Linked DNA regions of Homo sapiens: region 1 is linked to region 2. The links are chromatin contacts, found by Hi-C or POLR2A ChIA-PET in ENCODE. All regions are on one chromosome and are shown on one strand. Each heading gives the region's core, a stretch centred on a gene start or an enhancer-like site at or near the end of the contact. The rest is flanking DNA. Distances are from core to core; before and after follow the strand shown.

The links. Hi-C counts contacts between places; a loop is a spot of excess contacts on that map. ChIA-PET counts read pairs that join two places held with the same protein, here RNA polymerase II (POLR2A). Pooled maps may share reads with other maps.
Region 1: a pooled map shows a loop between it and region 2 (6-fold over the local background). The contact joins two enhancer-like sites. A Hi-C loop is called at or near these places in 3 of 50 pooled maps. POLR2A ChIA-PET finds 5 or more read pairs at or near these places in 2 of 52 experiments (GM12878 and activated naive CD4-positive, alpha-beta T cell).

What each region holds. Positions count from the first base shown.
Region 1 is chr4:88,960,398-88,966,258 of GRCh38, reverse strand. The region is part of intron 4 of FAM13A (family with sequence similarity 13 member A); the gene reads left to right. Among named protein-coding and RNA genes, the nearest start is that of FAM13A, 94 kb to the left of the region's middle. Within about 2 kb of position 2,163, at least 4 of the 41 ENCODE cell types and tissues checked have a DNase peak (open chromatin) inside an H3K27ac peak, as active enhancers do.
Region 2 is chr4:88,531,279-88,537,091 of GRCh38, reverse strand. It overlaps a transcript of HERC3 not described here. Among named protein-coding and RNA genes, the nearest start is that of PIGY-DT, 10 kb to the right of the region's middle. Within about 2 kb of position 3,016, at least 5 of the 41 ENCODE cell types and tissues checked have a DNase peak (open chromatin) inside an H3K27ac peak, as active enhancers do.

The sequences.
Region 1 (5,861 bases), core at 914-3,413, 430 kb before region 2:
TAATGTTTATTTATTTTGGGAAAAGCAATCACCCAGAATTAATCTATATTATACTGTTTTTCTAACTAATTAGAATTTAATAAATAGTCCAGTTTCAAAAATCACATTAGTGGTCAAAAACTACATAACATGTCTTCACCTCATTCCTCCAAAAATTAAAAATAGAACTACCACATGATCCACTTCTGGGTAAATATATCCAAAAGAGTTGAAAGAAGGGTCTCAAAGAGAGATTTGCACACCTGTGTTCATAGCTGCATTACAATAGCCAAGAGATGGTAATAATCCAAGTGTCCATGGATGGATGAATGGGTAAACAAATGTAGTATATACAACCAAGAGAGTATTATTCAGCCTCAAAAAGGAAATCCTGTCACATACTACAACATGGACGAACCTTGCCGACGTTATGCTCAGTGAACTAAGCTAGTCACAAAAAGACAAATACTGTATGACTCCACTTATATGAAGTATCTAAAGTAGTCAGATTCACAGAAACGGTAGAATGGTGGTTAGCAGGGGCTGGGGGAGTGGAAAAAGGAGATATGTTTAATGGATATGGAGTTTAAGTTTGCAAGATGAAAATGTTCTGGAGATCTGTCATACAACGATGTGGATATAAATAAGACTACTGAACTCTACGCTTAAAAATTATTAAGATGGCAAATTTCATCTTGTTTTTTTTTAACTTAAAAAAACTACATATAAGATAGTTTTGCCTGTTTTCAGGTTTCTTTTCAGTGTTTTAGGTATTCAGTATTTAAATCACAAAATTTGTGATTTGAACATTTTTTTCTTCCTTCATGAGATTTTAAGTGGATTGATACTTGCTTTCCATTCTGTCCCGATGTCTGACCTTTGTAATGTAAAGAAGAACATTTTGTTTAATTGAGAGAAGTCTGCTGTGTTCTTGTTGATAGAGGACCATCCTAGAGTTGGGAGTGCTGTCTGCACAGCAACAAACCCAGAGTCTACTTTGGATCACCTTATATAGTTCATGAGTAATCAGCAGATGCCTTTCCTTTCTATGTCTCTCTCTCAGTGAAAGGCACTGTTTCTTCCACTTGGTGAGGAATGGCCTAATGCTCATTGTCTGTAACAGGAATGCTACAGCTGCTCAAATTGTACCATTTATCATATTTGGTAAGGTCTTGCCTTAGTCTTGCCTGTTCAATTATAAAAGGAAAGAAGACGTAAAAGATGTAGAGTTGTACTGTGTGATTTTCCCCCCATTATGTCAGAAGAGGCCTTAAGAAAACTAATACCAGCACACAAATATATCTTTTTAGATTTTCTATTATATATTTTGTCTTATCAAGAAGAGCAGAGTGGGCCGGGCGCGGTATCTCACGCCTGTAATCCCAGCACTTTGGGAGGCCGAGGCGGACGAATCACTTGAGGTCAGGAGTTCGAGACCAGCCCGGCCAATGTGGTGAAACCCTGTCTTTACTAAAAACACAAAAATTAGTTGGGTGCAGTGGTGCGTGCCTGTGATCTTAGCTACTCCAGAGGCTGAGACAGGAGAATCACTTCAACCAGGGATGTGGACGTTGCAGTGAGCCAAGGTAGCACCACTTCACTCCAGCCTGGGTGACAGAGTGAGACTCCAAAAAAAAAAAAAAAAAGAGCAGAGTGTATGTTAGTTTGGTGATTCATTACATGTTAGTTTATGATTCATTATGTGCTAGTGTGGTGATTCATTATGACTAGATGGTGCTGTGTAAAAAAAAAAAAATTTCCAGAAAAATCTAGTTTAATAATTATGCTACCCAGTCCTTAAATCCTATATCAAATACTACCTCCTCTAGGAGGTCTTTCCTAATAATATTTTTTTAATCCCAAAACAACAGACTACCTCCAAAAATACACAATGACCTACCTGCATTAGTTTGTATCTTTCTTATAGAAACATTCTATTAATTATGTTATTTATACCATAATATAAGCTCCTTTAGGGGAGAGGCTATCTTGCCCTTACCCATGGTATTCTCTGAAGTACTTCCCACAGGCAAAGAAAGCAATAAGTGTTTGGTAAATATTTCTTGGACTGAATTGAGCCAGCTGTTTACATATACATTAAGTTAACTCTTCTCATTATTCTCAGCCGTATGAAAGAAATGCAGATCCACTCTGTGACTACATCCTATTGCCTAATCTAACTAGGCAGATTGCAGCTACTTTATGTTGACTGTTCAGAAGTTTTTGCTTGGGTTAAATGAAGTCAAACCTGTTGAGTTTTTTGGCGCATGGGGAGTTGTTTACAACTTTTCTTTTTCTTTAGTGCTATTGTTCAGTGGGACCTGCCTGAGGAGTGTACTGTACCCCAAACTGTTTACACTGAACATTCATTTCTTCAGTGACACACCCATCAGCTGACCTGTTTACACTGGTACTTAAGTAAAGTGGGTGCCTGCAAGCTTGAAACACTCTTAAATTGAGTATAGTATGTTTCAAATAATACAAGTATCTTACCATATTATTTATAAGTTTTAGCAGCAACTAATAGACTGGTCCCTAAAATATATAAACAAGGAGCTATTAAATATAATTGTGGTGGTTTTTAAAAGTCTTTGAAAAGAGACCCTTGTCTTATTACTCCAGGGAAATTTGCAGCCATTCTATAGAGGTATTATCTCATCCCTACTAAAAAGATTTCAAATGGGCTGGGTGCAGTGGCTCATGCCTGTAATCCCAGCACTTTGGGAGGCCGAGGCAGGTGGATCACCTGAGGTCAGGAGTTCGAGACCATCCCGGCCTACATGATGAAACCCCGTCTCTAATAAAAATACAAAAATTCGCTGGGCATGGTGGCAGGTGCCTATAATCCTAGCTACCAGGGAGGCTGAGGCATGAGAATCGCTTGAACCTGGGAGATGGAGGTTGCAGTGAGCTGAGATCACACCACTGCACTCCAGCCTGGGCGACAGAGCGAAACTCAGTCTCAAAAAAAAAAAAAAAAGATTTTAAATGAAACTCTTAGTAATCTCTCTTTGGGTGGCCAACCCATTGTTGTAAAGCAAGGGAATATCTTATTAAAAGTTGTTTGTTGGGTCTGGGTGTGTTAATGACACCGTTATCACATTGTTAAGCTTCACAGAAGCATATAACCTCATCAATTTTAAATTTTTTTTAAGTAACATTAGTTTCATAAAAATGATACTTGCTTCTTGTAAATAATTAAAATTATACCCAAAAAGGCAAAAAGAAAAAAAGTAAAAGTCACCTAGTGACCCATTGATATTTTTCTGAACATCCTTTTAGAAATCTCTACACAGAAATTAAAATGCATTTTTACATATAGGAAATATTCATACATGCTACTGTGTTACTAATCTTATTTAAATAATATGTCATGAACATCTTCCATGTCAACTAACGTTAATCTTTATACCACTGTTGTAGTAGTTGTCATAGTATTCCCTTATGTTTTGGAATTTACCTAATTCTTTCTTAATGAACATTTAGATTGCTGTCAATTTGGGACTATTATGCACTCACATTTCAGTGGCCAGAAAGGTTGATGTGTGTTCTGAGTGGTGCACATCCCACAAATATTTCACTAACTTCTAGTCATGTGATGAAATTAAAGTCCACACAGTTTATTAGATGACTCTTTGAGTTGACACATATGCTCTCTCTCTCGCTCTCCCCGCCCACCAAATAGCAGTGACTCCTGGTTGATAAACCATGCAACCCATTGCTCCCACCACTCTGGAGCCTCCCTGCAGCTGACCACCCCTTACTCAGATTGCAGCCAAACTCCCTGTTCTGTGAAACTCTCTGTTTTTCCCACCTCCTTTCTTTCCTCTTTGGAAAATTGTGTAAATGCTGAGTTTTTTCTCTTATCCTTGCACTTTCACAGACCTTGAATTGGTTGACTCTCCTTTAGTAAATCCCCTTCATGCAAATGCTTGTTCCGAATTTCCTAAATCTCGTTCATCCTTTCCTTCTCTTTTTTTGTGAAATATTTAAGTAATTTGTATTAAAATCCATATAGTTCATGTGTCTCTACTAATGTGATAACATTGTGTTTGAAATCTATTAAAAGGAGACTCAAATATCCTCTGTGACATTTTTGCTGAGATTTCATTTCATTTTTTTTTTTTACTTATTTTTTAAATTGACAAATAATAATTGTACATATTTATGAGGTCTGGTTTTTACTGTTGCCATTCACTCTCTCTTCTGACTCCTACCTAGTTACCTTCTTTCCCTGACTCTCTTCTTTCCCTTTCTCTCTCTTCCCTCTTTCCCTCCATTTCCCTAATTTTCTATTGTTTTATAATTGAATTTAATCGTTTTTATAATTTTTATAATTGAACTTAACCTATTTTTCCCCATTCACTTTCCATGGCTTGATAAAATACCTGCTATATATAAGATTAAAAGAATCCATAAAAGTGAAGTTAAACCACATTAAAATAAAAAGCTGTTTTTGCAGCCCTTTAACATGAACTGAATCCCAAAACTTTCTGTTGAGTTAGACCCTCAAGTCTTTGTCTATGAGATACAGTTAACATCTATCATGTCATACATTTATTTATTTTATGTTCCCTACTGCTTCTTCCACACACCACTAAAAGGCAAGTTCTGGCCAGACAAGGTGGCTCACGCGTGTAATCCCAACACTCTGGGAGGCTGAGGCGGGCAGATCACAAGGTCAGGAGTTCGAGACCAGCCTGGCCAACATGGCAAAAACCCGTCTCTACTAAAAATACAAAAAATTAGCCGGGCATTGTGGTGCACGCCTGTAGTCCTAGCTGCTTGGGAGGCTGAGGTAGGAGAATTGCTTGAACCCAGCAGGTGGAGGTTGCAATGAACTGAGATCATGCCATTGCACTCCAGCCTGGATGACAGAGCAAGACTCAGTCTCAAAAAAAAAAAAAAAAAAAAAAAAAAAAAAAAAAAAAAGGCAAATTCCACAAAGCTGAGGATTTGTTTTTATGTATCTCTTTTCTTGGCAAATATAGGTATTATTTGTTCAGTGAATGAGTTAATTATAGGTAAACTTATTCTATTTTTAAATGTGTATTTTGTTTTAAAGCTTTCATTGCAACTATATTTTCTGTGTTGTTTGTTTTTCCATTTCAAGTGAAGAGTATTTCAAAACTTTTATGGCTTTTATTGATTGTTCTAGGCCAACATTCAAACTTAGTCACCATTTCTATCACTATTTTTATTAGAAAGTCCATTCTGAATTCTAAATCGTGGCTTAAAAATCAACTTTTGGTCTAAAAACTGTAAGAGGGCACCTCTTTAAAAAGTGTTAAGAATTAATACAAATGCACTTTCTGTGCTTCTTAAGGAGGCAAGTCATCAATTTCCATAAATATAATTTTTTTAAAGTTTCTTTATGAATTTTCCTCTCACTGGAGTTGATGTTTTTCTGATTAGTAACTGTTGCTTTTGTTAGGGTTTGCACAATTTCTGCTTTGCAAATGTAAATTGTTACATGTTTTCAGCAATGGTAAAACAAAGCTGCTTCCTGTAAATCTATTCAGGAAGCAACTTTGCAAAAGACAATGCCTGTCACACTTAAAAGGAAGCCCTACATTTGGGTTGTAGTTTAAAAAGGGAATTGAGGATACCTCTGTGTCTTTCTTACTAACTACTAGCTTCTTCGTTCTTTTCTCTTCTCTCCTCTTGCTGAGAGTGCTTACATAGTCATCTTAATACTTCAAATGAGGTTTTGTTGTTGTGGCGGAAAAATTCAGTTTATTGTTGTGCACTTTTGTGTATTTTCTCTTTCTTTGAAGGAGATGATACTGAAGAAGTAGAACCAAGGGATTACTTCAATTATTTGGGCAGGCTAACTTGTATCCCTCTGTTTTTCTATTGTTTTGTAATTGAACCTAATCATC
Region 2 (5,813 bases), core at 1,767-4,266:
TATATTTTGTTTTGGTTTTCATTTTGTTTTGAAGTGTTAAAGTGTAAATGAACCTCATGTCTGCAAGTTGCTGTCAGTTTTTTAAAATCTAGCTACAGAAATCTGTTAATTTAAGAAATCCAGGTGAAAGTATATAAGAATTCTTGGTCGTATTTTTATAACTTTAGTGTGTGTTTTAAAAATATATAATCCCAGGCAGAAAATAATTTAGAAGACAGCTCTGATAGAGTACTCCTTCTAGCACCTCCACCCTAACATATTACTCAAAATTATAATCAGATTGGGAAAGAGTTTATATGTTTTGAATTTCTCTAAATTGAAAAAAAATTCATTGTGCTTTTCTTTTCACAGGTAGCTAAATTACAAGCAGATTCTGTAACTGTGTAATATTTTTTTCTATTGGCAAGTTAAGAGGAACAACATTTGGTACTAGACATATTACATTCATTTTACAAGTGTTTATTAAACATATACTATGTGCCAGCCACTGTGCTAGATTTAGGGATAAAGAAATAAAATACACATGGTATGTGACCTAAAGGATCTTCTAGATTAGTACAGGAGACAGACATATAAAAGAATACTTGTAAAGAAGTAATAAATGTTATAATAAGAGTGAGTGAGTGAGTGAGTATGTGTCGGGGTAGGGTAGTTTACTGTTGTATACAAGGGATTGATGGTCAATTCCCAGGAAGCAGGGAGAAGGAAGGAGTTAGAAAAATCTTCATAAAAGTGTCTGTGTTTGAATTGGGTCTTAAAAGCTGAGTAGTGGTTTAGAGGGACAATGGAGTAAAGATATTCTGGGCAGAAGAAATGGCATGAACAAAAGACATGGAGCTATGAAACAGGCTATTATGGGGACAACAAATAGTTCAGAATGGCTGAATTCAAGATGAGAAGTGGCCACAGTGAGAGAATATGCTGGAGACAGTCTGGGGCCAGTTGCTGGAGGGCCTCATAAGCCACTATGCCAGAAGCTTTTGCACAAACCTAGGGAAATCATCTGGGAGCTTTTGGCCACTTGAGTGCATCAGTGAATAACTAATTTGTTAAACTATTACATGCAAAGCAAGGTGCATTGAGGTAGGTCATCCTAGCCCCATGAGATGATTTGTGTTTATTGTAATAAGGAAATGGAACCAAGAATTGGATGCACTCCCATCTTTCTATCTTACATTATGACATAAGAAACATTTGCATTATTTCTACTCTGTAATATTTCTGTAAGAGATTTCAGGAGTGCTGTGGTTTGAATATGTCCTCCAAATGTCTTGTATTGGAAACTTAAGTGCCAAATTCATCTGTTGGTTGGAGGTGGGGCCTTTGAGAGGTAATTGGGATTAGATGAGGTCATTCGTGTGGGACCCCCATGATGGGACTGGTGGCTTTATAAGCAGAGGAAGAGAGACCTGAGCTGACACACTTGCTCCTGTCCTCCTGCCTTGGGATGCCCTTCATCATGTGATTGGATGTGGGAGGTGAAAAGATGAAGTCCATCATGACTTCAGACCTCAGCCCAGGTGACTCAGAAGATGGTGGTATCATTTACTAAGTTCAATACAGAACAAGGAGAGTTTTCTGGGGAAGTGTAGGTGAGTGGATAGTAAATTTAAGAAGATCATTCTGATTTAGTCACCTTATATAACATTTTTCAGTTTATGAATTCTCTAAGTTGGTGACTAAAGTACTTTTCAGTAAGATCTTTACATTAAAATAAAATGTCCCTAATGACTAGACCAAACTCAAACTACTGAAATATTTAGTCGTATTTTCCATTGCAATGAAATCAAGAAGAAAGCAGGGCAGAGTGGGAATCCCAGGGCAGTGCCCTAGGTGCTGGCAGGCCAGGTGTAAGTTCAAGGTTGGTCTCTGAGTCAGTCAAAGATGCCTGACAGGCTTAGAAAACTAGGAAAAGCAGACTTTCAAAAACTTGGAATTGTGACCATAGTTTCAATAAAAATACTCAGGACTCAATTTACTTTCATCTAGCCATGATTCTGGTAAAAATTATCTATTTTTTTCATATGCAATAACTCTTGTGTTAGCTACATCACTGGAGAGTCAAATCAAGTTAAAGTTGTCAAATTCCTGACTCTCTTCAACTATGGAAAACACAGCTTTCTGTAATAAAAGAGCTTTTACAATATCCCCATCTTCTTCATCTGAATACAAAAAAATACTTCTTTTGGAGGTTCATTTCCTTTTACACTATGGACTATTTGATGGCTACAACCTGAACAGTCATTGAAAACACACACAAAGTAAAACACCTATTGATTATTATTTTGAGAATTACTTCAGTTGTTTTCAAAGGTACCATAATGCACTAGCTTAAACCTGGATAATAAAAAAGCCATATAGAATCACACATTTCAAAGCTGTAAACTTGCTGTCTTAATTTTTTATTTTTTTCTGAGAGCATGAGGCTTTTAAAATCATGTTAATGCCATGAAAAATTCCATTCATAACTTTCATTTAATAAATTGGAAAAGGAAATGGTAGACGTTTGGGGAAAAAAAGCCTTGCAGTATGAGATCCTTTTAGTCACAGGAACTGACTAAGTAGAGGGAAGAGGACTGGAAAGTTTTTTTCTAGGAAAAAAAAAACAAAACTGTTAGACTAATAGAAGATGCCACTGGGTAATTATAGTGTTTAAAATCATTCTAGAGCAGGATTCCTCAGCCTGGTCACTGTTGACATTTTGGGCCAGTTAATTCTTTGTCGTGAGGGGCTGTCCTGTGCATGGTAAGATGCTTGGTGGCATCCCTGGCCTCTGCCCAGGAGCACCACCCCAGTTGTAACCATCAAAAATACATCCACACATTGCCAAATATTCCTGGGGTTCAAAATCATTCCAGTTGAAAAACCAGTGTTCTGGAGTCTTGCTACTAAAAGTGTGGTCTGCGATTCAGCAGCAGCATCCGGAAGCTGTTAAGAAAAGATTTCAAGCCTCCTATTCAGTATGATCCTAGTCATAATGAGTCAGAATTTGCATTTTAACAAGATTCCCAGGTGACTCATATGCATATTCAAGTTTGAAAAGCACTGTCAGATGATATGGATCATATTTATCCATTAGCAGGAGGGCAGTGGAGAAGAAGGAGGAATGGGAGGTAGAAAGAGGGAGGAAGGGAGTAAAAAAAGATAGAAGCTAAGAAACCTGGGTGATAGTGAAGGTACATAGCACTTTAAAACCAAGCATAAATAACTTTTCTTTTTGTGAAATTTTGAACAAAGTTGCCAGTAAGAACGATAAAGAAGAAAGTTTTATTATTGGGATTTTAAAGGGAAAAATGTTAGAAAAGTAGAGATAAAGAAATTAGGACTATGTATGAAGTTAGCCACAACTTTAAATCATTGAGGCCTAGATTAGAATCATGACTATTAAGATCAAAGTGCTGAAAGCCAGAAGACTTATGAAGAAACAAATTGTAAGAAATGGTGAACAGCCAGATGTGAAAGAGAAATTACAAAGGCTTTTGGCATGCTGTTTCTCACCGGTCCCCTTCCAAGCTAGTCTGCATCATGACAAGGAAAACCTTGAGAAAGGGCAGGGGATAGTAGTATGAGTAGCATCAAATTACTCACATAGGTCTCAGGTGACATCGTTTTGCCTCCTTTTATCCCTTCAATTTTATTTATAAAATCAGAATTTTCCATGGTGTGATGGTTAATAATGTGTCAACTTGATTGGATTGAAGGATACAGAGTATTGTTCCTGGGTGTGTCTGTGAGGGTGTTGCCAAAGGAGATTAACATTTCAGTCAGTGGACTGGGAGACGCAGACTCATCCTCAATGTGGGTGGGCACCATCCAATCACCTGCCAGCGTGGGCAGAATAAAGCAGGCAGAAGAAGGTGGAATGAGCAGACCTGCTGAGTTTTCTGGCCTTCATCTTTCTCCCATGCTGGATGCTTCCTGCCCTCAAACATCAGGCCCCAAATTCTTCAGCTTTTGGACTCTTGGACATACATCAGTGGATCGCCAGGGATTCTCCGGCCTTCGGCCACAGGCTGAAGGCTGCGCTGTCGGCTTCCCTACTTTTGAGGTTTTGGGACTCAGACTGGCTTCCTTGCTCTTCAGCTTGCAGATGGCCTGCTGTGGGACTTCACCTGGTGACCGTGTGAGTCAATTCTCCTTAATAAAGTCCGTTTCGTATATTCATCTATCCTATTAGTTCTGTCCCTCTAGAGAACTCTAATACATATGGGATTAGTACAAGAGGTAAGTTATCTTGCCTCTTCCTCAAGCTCTCCCTTGAACCCTTGCAAAAAGAAAATTCCCCACATTGTTTTCCTAAATATTACAACTCTACGTCCAGAGGATGATTGTTTTCCTGAGTACTTGTTAGTACTTCTACTCTTCATTCTTTTTAGTAATTCTGATCAGGACCTTTTATTTTCTATTATAATGGGCCAATGTGATGGTTAGTTTTATGTGACATCTTGACTGAGCTGAGGGATGCCTAGTTAGCTGGTAACACATTATTTGTGTTTGTATCTGTGAGGGTGTTTCTGGAAGAGATTAGGATTTTAATTTATAGGTTGAGTAAAGAAGATCTGCACTCACTTATGTGAATGGACATCATCCAATCCTATGAGAGCCTGAATAGAATAAAAAGGTGGAGGAAGGGTGCATTTGCTTCTCATTTGAGCTGGGACAGCCATATATACTCCCCTGCCCTCAGATACTGGTGCTGGGTTCTAGAGCCTTTGAGCTCTGATCTGGACCTACACTGTTGGCTCCCGTGGTTCTCAGGCCTTTGGACTTGGACTGAGTTATATCACCAGCTTTCTCCCGCTGGTTTTCCAGCTTGCAGAGGGCAGATTATGGGACTTCCAGGCCTCCGTAATTGTGTAAGTCAATTCCTGTAATAAATCTCCTGTTTTATAAATATATCTATATAGATATCTATATAGTGTTTCAGGCCACTATTCTTTACTATATATTAATCACTATTCTAAGTGATTTACATATTTTATGATCACATCTACACTCTGGGGTAGTTGACCAGTCAGGGTTCAGTGTAGGAAAAAGAAATTGTTCTAGGAATTTCCAGTATATAGGAATTTAATATACAGAACTATGTGTTTATAAATTCATTAAAATGGCTGGAAAAGCAGAAACAGGGGGCTGCTTCTGGAGTTTTGGTGTTAAGCTAATGCTCTAATAGCTGTGACCCAGAAGAAACTGTTACTGCAACCACTGCTGTGGCTGCCACAGCTGCCCTGTGCTAAGAAGACACTGCCCCTTGCATCTAGAGAGTGCAGCATTCATCTAACCCATGCAAATCCTGTGTCTGTCAGAACCTGCGTGTCAACTCTCCCTGCTGCAGGAAGCTCATCTCTGCCTCCCTTTCAAATTTCACGTGTGTGTATCTAGCTGGCAGAGTCTATTTCATAGCCAGAACCCTATCTATAAAGGAGTCTGGAAAATGTACTTGTTCGTTTTCCAACTTCTTCAAATAGGAGGGTTGAGAGAGCAACAGCTCATCTTCAGATGGAGGTTGAGAGAGCAACAGCTGCCACAGATTTCAAGCAGAGTTGGAAAGAACTGCAAATTTTTTATTGATTTCATTTGTTCTAAATAGACAAATTAATATCATGTGGAGTTGCTTATCTGGATATTTTCTTGTGATATATTTATAGTTTTAGTGAACGCTTATTTTTAAAGTTTATATTTCAAAATATGTATGAATAGGATATTTTAAAGAACAAAATAGTGGTGATGACTCCCATTAAGAAATACTATTGGCTGTGCACGGTGGCTCATGCCTGTAATCCCAGAACTCTGGGAGGCTGAGGGGGGAGGAC